Linked DNA regions of Homo sapiens: region 2 is linked to region 1. The links are chromatin contacts, found by Hi-C or POLR2A ChIA-PET in ENCODE. All regions are on one chromosome and are shown on one strand. The core of a region is the stretch at or near the end of the contact, and the rest is flanking DNA. Distances in the headings are between cores, read along the strand shown.

Evidence for each region. A loop is a pair of places that touch in the nucleus more often than their neighbours do. ChIA-PET counts read pairs that join two places held with the same protein, here RNA polymerase II (POLR2A). Pooled maps may share reads with other maps.
Region 2: a map of Panc1 shows a loop between it and region 1 (3-fold over the local background). The contact joins two enhancer-like sites. A Hi-C loop is called at or near these places in 1 of 168 maps with a recorded cell type or tissue (Panc1), 2 of 37 single-sample maps with no recorded cell type and 8 of 50 pooled maps. POLR2A ChIA-PET finds 5 or more read pairs at or near these places in 9 of 52 experiments (GM12878, H1, MCF 10A and 6 more).

What each region holds. Positions count from the first base shown.
Region 1 is chr1:52,422,150-52,425,900 of GRCh38, forward strand. TUT4 (terminal uridylyl transferase 4) reads right to left here. Exons shown (of 30, transcript NM_001009881.3): 29 at 3,200-3,358; 30 at 1,126-1,853. The coding sequence ends at 1,786. Among named protein-coding and RNA genes, the nearest start is that of PRPF38A, 19 kb to the left of the region's middle. RefSeq lists an enhancer at 1,731-1,780. Within about 2 kb of position 1,807, at least 5 of the 41 ENCODE cell types and tissues checked have a DNase peak (open chromatin) inside an H3K27ac peak, as active enhancers do.
Region 2 is chr1:52,657,852-52,661,602 of GRCh38, forward strand. It overlaps a transcript of SHISAL2A not described here. Among named protein-coding and RNA genes, the nearest start is that of SHISAL2A, 27 kb to the left of the region's middle. Within about 2 kb of position 2,025, at least 4 of the 41 ENCODE cell types and tissues checked have a DNase peak (open chromatin) inside an H3K27ac peak, as active enhancers do.

The DNA of each region.
Region 1 (3,751 bases), core at 557-3,056:
CTTTAATAAGAAAAAATAGTAAATATACCTAACTCAGGTTAGGTAAAAAAAATAGTAAATATATTTAACTCAGGGCTGTAAATACAGCATGAATACCCTCAACCTCCTGCAATAGGTTTCAAATATCTTCCATGTTGCAAAATATGGCAAGGGCCCAAGCAGTCTCCTATTTAAGTAATGTATATCAGAGGAAGCGCAGCAAAGATAACCCACTGTCCTTACATTTTTATCTACTTATTCTGCACCTTTCCAAATAGATATATAGCATCATTTAGCCTAAAATCCCAGGCAACTGGACGGACTAATTAAGGGGTTAGAGAAAATTACCTCACCTCACTGCTAAAACAGCTAAAACATTATGCCACCAACAACTCGAGTCTGAATTCCAATACCCAATAATAATTAATTCCAAGTATTACTGGTAAATAATTATCATCTTGGCAAGTGTGCTTTCCAGGTGGAAGTATAGGACTCAAAATGAATACAGTCTGGGCTGGGTGCAGTGGCTCAACGCCTGTAATCCCAGCACTTTGGGAGGCCAAGGCAGGTGGATCACCTGAGGTCAGGAATTCGAGACCAGCCTGACCAACATGATGAAACCCCGCCACTACTAAAAATACAAAAATTGGCCAAGTGTGGTGGTGCATGCCTGTAATCCCAGCTACTCGGGAGGCTGAGGCAGGAGAATCGCTCAAACCCAGAAGACAGAGGTTGCAGTGAGCCGAGATCATACTACAGCACTGCAGCCTGGGTGACAGACAGACTCTATCTCAAAAAAAAAAAAAAAAAAAAGTAATCTTCCCTCCACTCTAATTGCCAATATTAGTCTCAGTGTTTTAAAATTCTCTTTCCAAATACTTTTCAATTCAGACTCCAGCATTGTTTGCTTTTTGGAATTTACTGACTGCTTTGCATTTCAGTTTTTATTTTCAAAGATAAAATGGAAATGGCTTCCGCTTCTATCAACCTCATATGGGTGTTGTGAACATCCAACCAAATAAAGGATATGAAATGTTACTTGAATCTCTAAAACTAAAATCTGTGATTTAGAATGCTCTATTCACTGAAATTAAAAGAAATCTTGTTACGTAATATTTCCATCATCTATACAACAGATTAACCAAATTTAACTCTTGTCAAAAAGATTTATTAACTTAAAATAGAAGTACTTCAAATACAGACAAAATCAACTTTCCATTCAAGTTTGAATGTTCAATATACAAGTATGGAAAAGAAAAAAAATCTGAATCTTCATGTTGTAATTTTATTTTATTTTTTTACCTTTTAAAAAGTTTTTGGCACTACAAGGTTCTGTAAAGAATAGAAGTGACAATTTAAAACACATGAAATTCTTTCCTAACTTTTAAGAACAATATATAAAGTCTGAAGCAACCAAAGTATGAATACAGCTAATAGAAAATAAAGAATGTAATTTTTTAAATTCTCTCTTTATACAATTCATCAAGGTTAAACAAAACATAAAATTCCCTTAAAAATAGGGTAATAAAATAGATGAAATTTGTATCACTCAATTTGGTGATACTAGTAAAAACTATAGTTCATATTTATATACAAATAATACAGTCTGTAAAAACAGTCTTAGAATTTAAATAAGCTATCTAAACGTGTTAAAATTTTAAATCAGGACCTGATTTGTTTTGCTTTCCATTAAATGTCACTTTTTCTGCTGAATGTAACTGACATTGAGGTACGGATACCCTTGAGACAGCAGGATTGGCTGGTTGCTGTGCATCGGTAGACCAGCTGAAAGAAAATGGACTCGCATTACTCCGACACGTTTCCTCTTGGTGGGTGGGGACAACGCTCTCTACACCGACGGGTGGCACATCTGTCTGTTGGATACAACACAGACAGGAAACTGAAAGGCTTGTGCCTGTTTATCTGACAACACCTTAGAATTAACTTGTAGTTAGCTTTCTTTTTTTCTATTTATATAATAGGAGGTGATAAAGCATGCTGCAAAACATTTGAGAGGGTGGGGAGAAAAATGAAGAAGGGAAGGAAATACCTGTATGTGAAAAAAGGAGAGGACACGAAAGATGGAGAGGAGGAATCAAAGGGAAAAAACCCACTAGAAAAGAGTTGCAGACTCTCCCCTCCTAAAAGGGCTTATGACTAATAGTAACTTCCTTCAGCCCCAGTTCTTTGCTCAAGAGAAGAGCTCAACCACAGTCAAGGCTCTGCCACTCTACAATACAGGGATGCCCCAGTAGTATATGGGTGGTTTAAGAAGGCTTAAATATAACAAGCCTGAGACCATACCAGGCACTTCCCCTTTAAGTTATCATTTCATTCAATCAGCATTTCCTGAGTGCCTGTTTTAACTTCTTGAACTCCTAGTTTAACTATACTGACTCTGACCCAAGTGTTCTGAACTAAGTTAACAAAGAGCTGAAGGCCAGACTCAGACAATGCCTATAAGAACAAATACCTCTGAGGCAAGTAGGTTAGATAAAATGCTCCAAGTTTCTAGGAATTCTTTGTTTGTAATATTCATTACCCAGTCAAAGCCATTATTAGTACTACAATAGCACCAGCAGAACATAATAAATTTTAAGGTCATTCAAGTCCTACGTTTACTAAACAAATATGATTATGTCTTCGTTCCACTAAAAACCTTTAATTAGGTCCCCAATGCTCAGTAAACCAAGTCCAAACTCCATAATATGGTCTAAGCCTACCCTCTCTAGCCTTATCACCATCTTTCCCATATACCTCCGTCCTCTAGCCCTAATATTTTCTACTCTTTTTCATTATGCCAGGCAAAACTCAGTGACTGCATATATTAATCCCTCAGCTAAGCATACTCCTCCTCCTCTCTCATCTCTAGGCAAAAAAAAAATTCCTGCATCTCTTTCAAGATCTAGCTCAACTGTCAAAATCTTGTGATGTAATAATCTTAAATCCACATCCTGTTTGGATTTGCTAGGGCAATGTTAACTGATTCATCTAAACTCCTTTTCTATTTAACATGTCTGGCTTTCCTAATAAAGTGTGCATCAAGTAATGGAGATTTTGTTTTACAAGCACCTAGCACCATCTGACACACAGTATAATTTCTCAGTAAATGTTTACTGAATTCATGAATTTTCACTCCCAGATCCTGGCCTTCACTAAGGCTCTCTATCCCAGAATAAAACCCACCCAAGCCTGTTAACTAATTTGTAAGCAGTGGTACCTTGAGTATAGAAAGGTTTGTTGGGCTGGAATCGGGCATTTCCCTGATGCATGAAGTTTTGATGCAAACCATAAGGCCACGAAGCTGGGACAAGGGGGAAATGGGGACGCGGTGCATGTTCCCAAGGAATTGGAGGAGTCAGTCCTCGAAAGCCTGGCTCTGCATTTCAACAAGAGGGAAAAAGACATTTAAAAACATTAGTTCATTCATTGAAATATCCCTTCATTCCACAAAGATATATTCAGTACCTACCATTGGCTAAGAACTATGCTAAATTCAGAGAATACCAAACAAACTTTTTTAAAGAATAAAGCATTGGTATTTGCTCAAATTATTCATAAGAGACATACAAGAAGAGATATATATATACACAACAATATGTAATAATTGCTAGTAGAACAGGCAAAATGTTCTGAAGAGAGGGCTAACCCAGTCTTTGAAGGTTAGAGACAGTCTTCGTAAGATGATTGACTAATATGAGTTCTAGAAAACAAGGAAAAATTTAGGCAAAATAGGGAGGGGGTGGGGGGCATTTCAGAGAGAAGGAGTATC
Region 2 (3,751 bases), core at 775-3,274, 240 kb after region 1:
AAGAAGAAGAATGAATGAATGAATGAATGGTTATCAGACTGAATACAGGCTCCAGAGGGTGGACTCTGCCACTGTGTGGCCTTGATAAAGTCCCTTGTCTTCCTGAGCCTCAGTCCCCTTGCTGGGTTATTGCAAGTGTTCAATGAGGTGATGGATTTGAACTCACTTCGTAAACATTAAATTACTAGAAGACTTTTTTTTTTTTTGAGACGGAGTTTTGCTCTGTCACTTAGGCTAGAGTGCAATGGCATGATCTCAGCTCAGTGCAACCTCCGCCTTCCGGGTTCAAGTGATCCTCCCACCTCAGCCTCCCAAGTAATTGGGACTACAGGTGTGTGCCACCATGCCTGGCTAATTTTTGTATTTTTAGTGGAGACGGGGTTTCACCATGTTGGCCAGGCTGGTCTTGAACTCCTGACCTCAAGTGATCCGCCTGCCTTGGCCTCCCAAAGTGCTGGGATTACAGATGTGAGCCACCACACCTGGCCTGTTAAAAGACTTTTTAAATGACCAATGGATGATAACATAGTATTCCTGCTAAAAGACTTTTTAAATTACAAATGGACAATAACAGTAAACTATGTAATACTGAACAACTCTGGAGCCAAATGCCTGGTTAAAATCCTGCCCCTGTCACTTACTTGCTAGGTAACCTCTGTGCCTCAGTCCTCTCATCTATATAAGCTGGAATCTTAGTAGTATCTTCTAATAGGGCTTGGGGAAGGACTAAATTACTAAGTCCATGCAAGTACATAGAAAAGTGTTGGCAAATGGAAAGCACTATGTGTTAGCTATTATTATTATTTTTAACATGTCTTATTATTAATCTGATCGCAAAGGAATCTTAGGGCAAGATGCTGACTGTCAGCCCTCCCTCCTGGCTGCTCTCCTAACTTTGGCGATGGCTTTTAGGCTTCGCCTTCGGAATGCAAGACAAGGACTGTGGAGACGCAGCTCAGCAGCCACCAAAAGCAGCTCTTGACATTTCAGACAGTGACATGACCTGCTGCTGGATTTGGCAACAGTGAAAGAGTCACTCTTAGATACCTGTGCCTGAGGCCAGCCAAAGGGTACATGATGGGGTGGCAAGACAGGGTGAGTCACCCACAGAAGTGTTCTAGGCTGGAAGTCAAGAGATTTTGGTTCTGGTCTTGCTTCATTTGTTGTTGTTGGTGGTGGTGGTGGTGGTGGTGTGTGTGTGTGTGTGTGTGCTCTTTTATTTCAGCATTTTTTTTTTGAGACAGTCTCATTCTGTCACCAGGCTGGAGTGCAGTGGAGATCATAGCTCACTGCAACCTCAAACTCCTGACACAAGCAATCCTTCTGCCTCAGCCTCCCAAGCAACTGTGACTACAGGTGCGTGCCACTGTGTCCAGCTAATTTTTAAATTTTTTTTTTATCGAGACGGGTGGTTGCTATGTTGCCTAGGCTAGCCTTGAACGTGTTGGGATTACAGGTGTGAGCCACTGCACCCAGCCTATTTTCAGCACTTAAAACCCAGCACCCTTGTCCATTTACTGCACACTTAGTGGTATCCATTCTATTCTAGGACCTGTGCAGGTTGCCACAAACAAGAGGAATCAGACAGTTCTCACCCTCAAGGGGCTCACATGGAGGACAAGGCAGGCACACAAATGGCCAGGAGGCCCAGTGGTGGCCCTTCATGGGGCTTTAGGGAGGAAGAAATGATGTCTGAGCTGAATCATCAAAGATGACTCAAAGTTTCCAGGTGAGACAGGAACAGAAAACATTATGGTCAGAATACAGCTTGTTCACAATAGTGAGAGCGAGCCAGTGTGGCCCAGGACCTGCAAGTTATTTGTTATAGAAAGAGCTTAGGGTACTTGTATATATGTGGTGGGGCTGGGTGATATTGGGATGTTTAGTCCCTGACGCTCTGTGCGACCCTTCACAGGACGAATTCCTTCTCTGTCCTTGGTATCCTCATCAGAAAAATCCAACTTTTCTCTGAACACTTTCAAGGGAGACTGGGAGGTTTCAGGAAAGAATCTGATAATGCCCTTGCCTTTAGGCTGCTAGCAGTCAGAAGGGGGAGATGCTGTGTGCATTCCAAACGCTAAAGTGGTCATCCGCGGCCTAAGGCAGTGGTTCTCAAACTCGAGGCTGCATCAGAATCAGCTGTGTGGAGGGCTTGTTAAAACACAGAATGCTGGCCTCCTACCCCAGTGTCTGACTCAGTAGGTCAGGAGTAAGTCCCCAGAATTTGCATTTCTAACAAATTCCAGGTGATGCTGATGATGCTGGTCTGAGACCACCCTTTGAGCACAACAGCCTCTGCAAGAACAAAAACAAGCTTTGAGGACTCCGAGCCAGAGAGATGTGGGGGAGACCGCACACTGAGCAAGGCCCTGAAGACCTGGTAGAATTTCCCCAACAGTTGGAGAAAGGGAATGTACATGCTGCTTTTGCTGACCTACACATCCTAGGCCTCATAAAGCCCCTCCCTGCCCCCCAACAGCTCCTCTCCTTTGAATTCAATCAAGGCTCAGAGCCGGCTGTCACTGGGGTTGGCTAGTCTGGGTCCTGCATTAGAAACAAACTGCCCACCCTGTGTGATAGGAGCCCCTCCCCCAGGGCAGCCGCAGTGGGAGGATGCTGGGTGGGCTGATACGCAGACAGAAATAGTCTGAGCTCACCGCTGTTCCCAAGCACACATCGACCGGCAATTATTTCTTGTAAATTGCTTTCCCGGTTATGTTCAGAACATGTGTGTGTGCCTGCCTGAGAACAAACACTCAGAGGGCACAGGGCGGAGGAGCTAGCTGGAGAGTGGGCTTCGGATGGAGGGGAGTGAATCTTCAGCCCAGAATTAGAGAATGTTGAATCTTGGAACTTGGAAACGTTAGAACATTCCACTCCCCTTTACAGCTATCCTGCTAGGTGTTTTTTTCTCAGACGTTCACATTTGTTTGTCCATTCAACATTGATTGACAATGATTTTCTGCCAGAATCTTGGCTAAATGAGGTCCCGATCCCTATCTTCAAGAAGCTCATTGCTACAGGCATTTACAAAAGATCCCTAATCTAGCCAAAGACTTTGGGAAGGCCTCCTGGAGTAAGCAATAACTGGATTAAGTTTAAAGGACCCACTGACAGGTGAAAGGAGGTTTCTGGTACAAGATGAGGAACAGCATTTAAGGCAGAAGGAACAGCATACATGAAGACCTATGGCTAAGAGAGACCATATGGTTCTTTCAGGTAACAATAAGTAGTTCAGTTTGGGTAGACACAAGGTGGGAATGGTGAAAGATGAAGCTGGAAGGGTAGACGAGCCAAGTCCTGAAGCCTTTGCCATATTAAGGGGCTTGGTCTTTATCCCGAGGGCAAAAGGGAGCCACAGGAAAGGGTTTCAAGCATGGAAAGGAACTCGACAACACCTTTTGTGAGCACTTGCTTCCTGTTCTCTGTAACATTGAAGTGAAATTTGCCATTCAGGATCTCTGCCTTTGGGGCCCTTTGGTTGCAGATCCTTCAGAAGTCTAAAGGACAGTGATGTCTCATGTATCCACAAGAAATGACTTGGGCCCTAGACATCTGTCCTCCGGTCAGGGGGAGGCCATTCTACTGCCTGACTGACTCATGACACTGCTCCTCCTGATCTGTGCCTGTTGGCTCAGGGGCCAGGGCACAAGACAGCCAAAGCCAGGCTGCAGGCCACAGCCCAGGAGAGCTCCATGCCTTGCTCGGTCCCAGAACCCTGGGTCCCACCTGGGAAGTCTCGTGTGTGGAA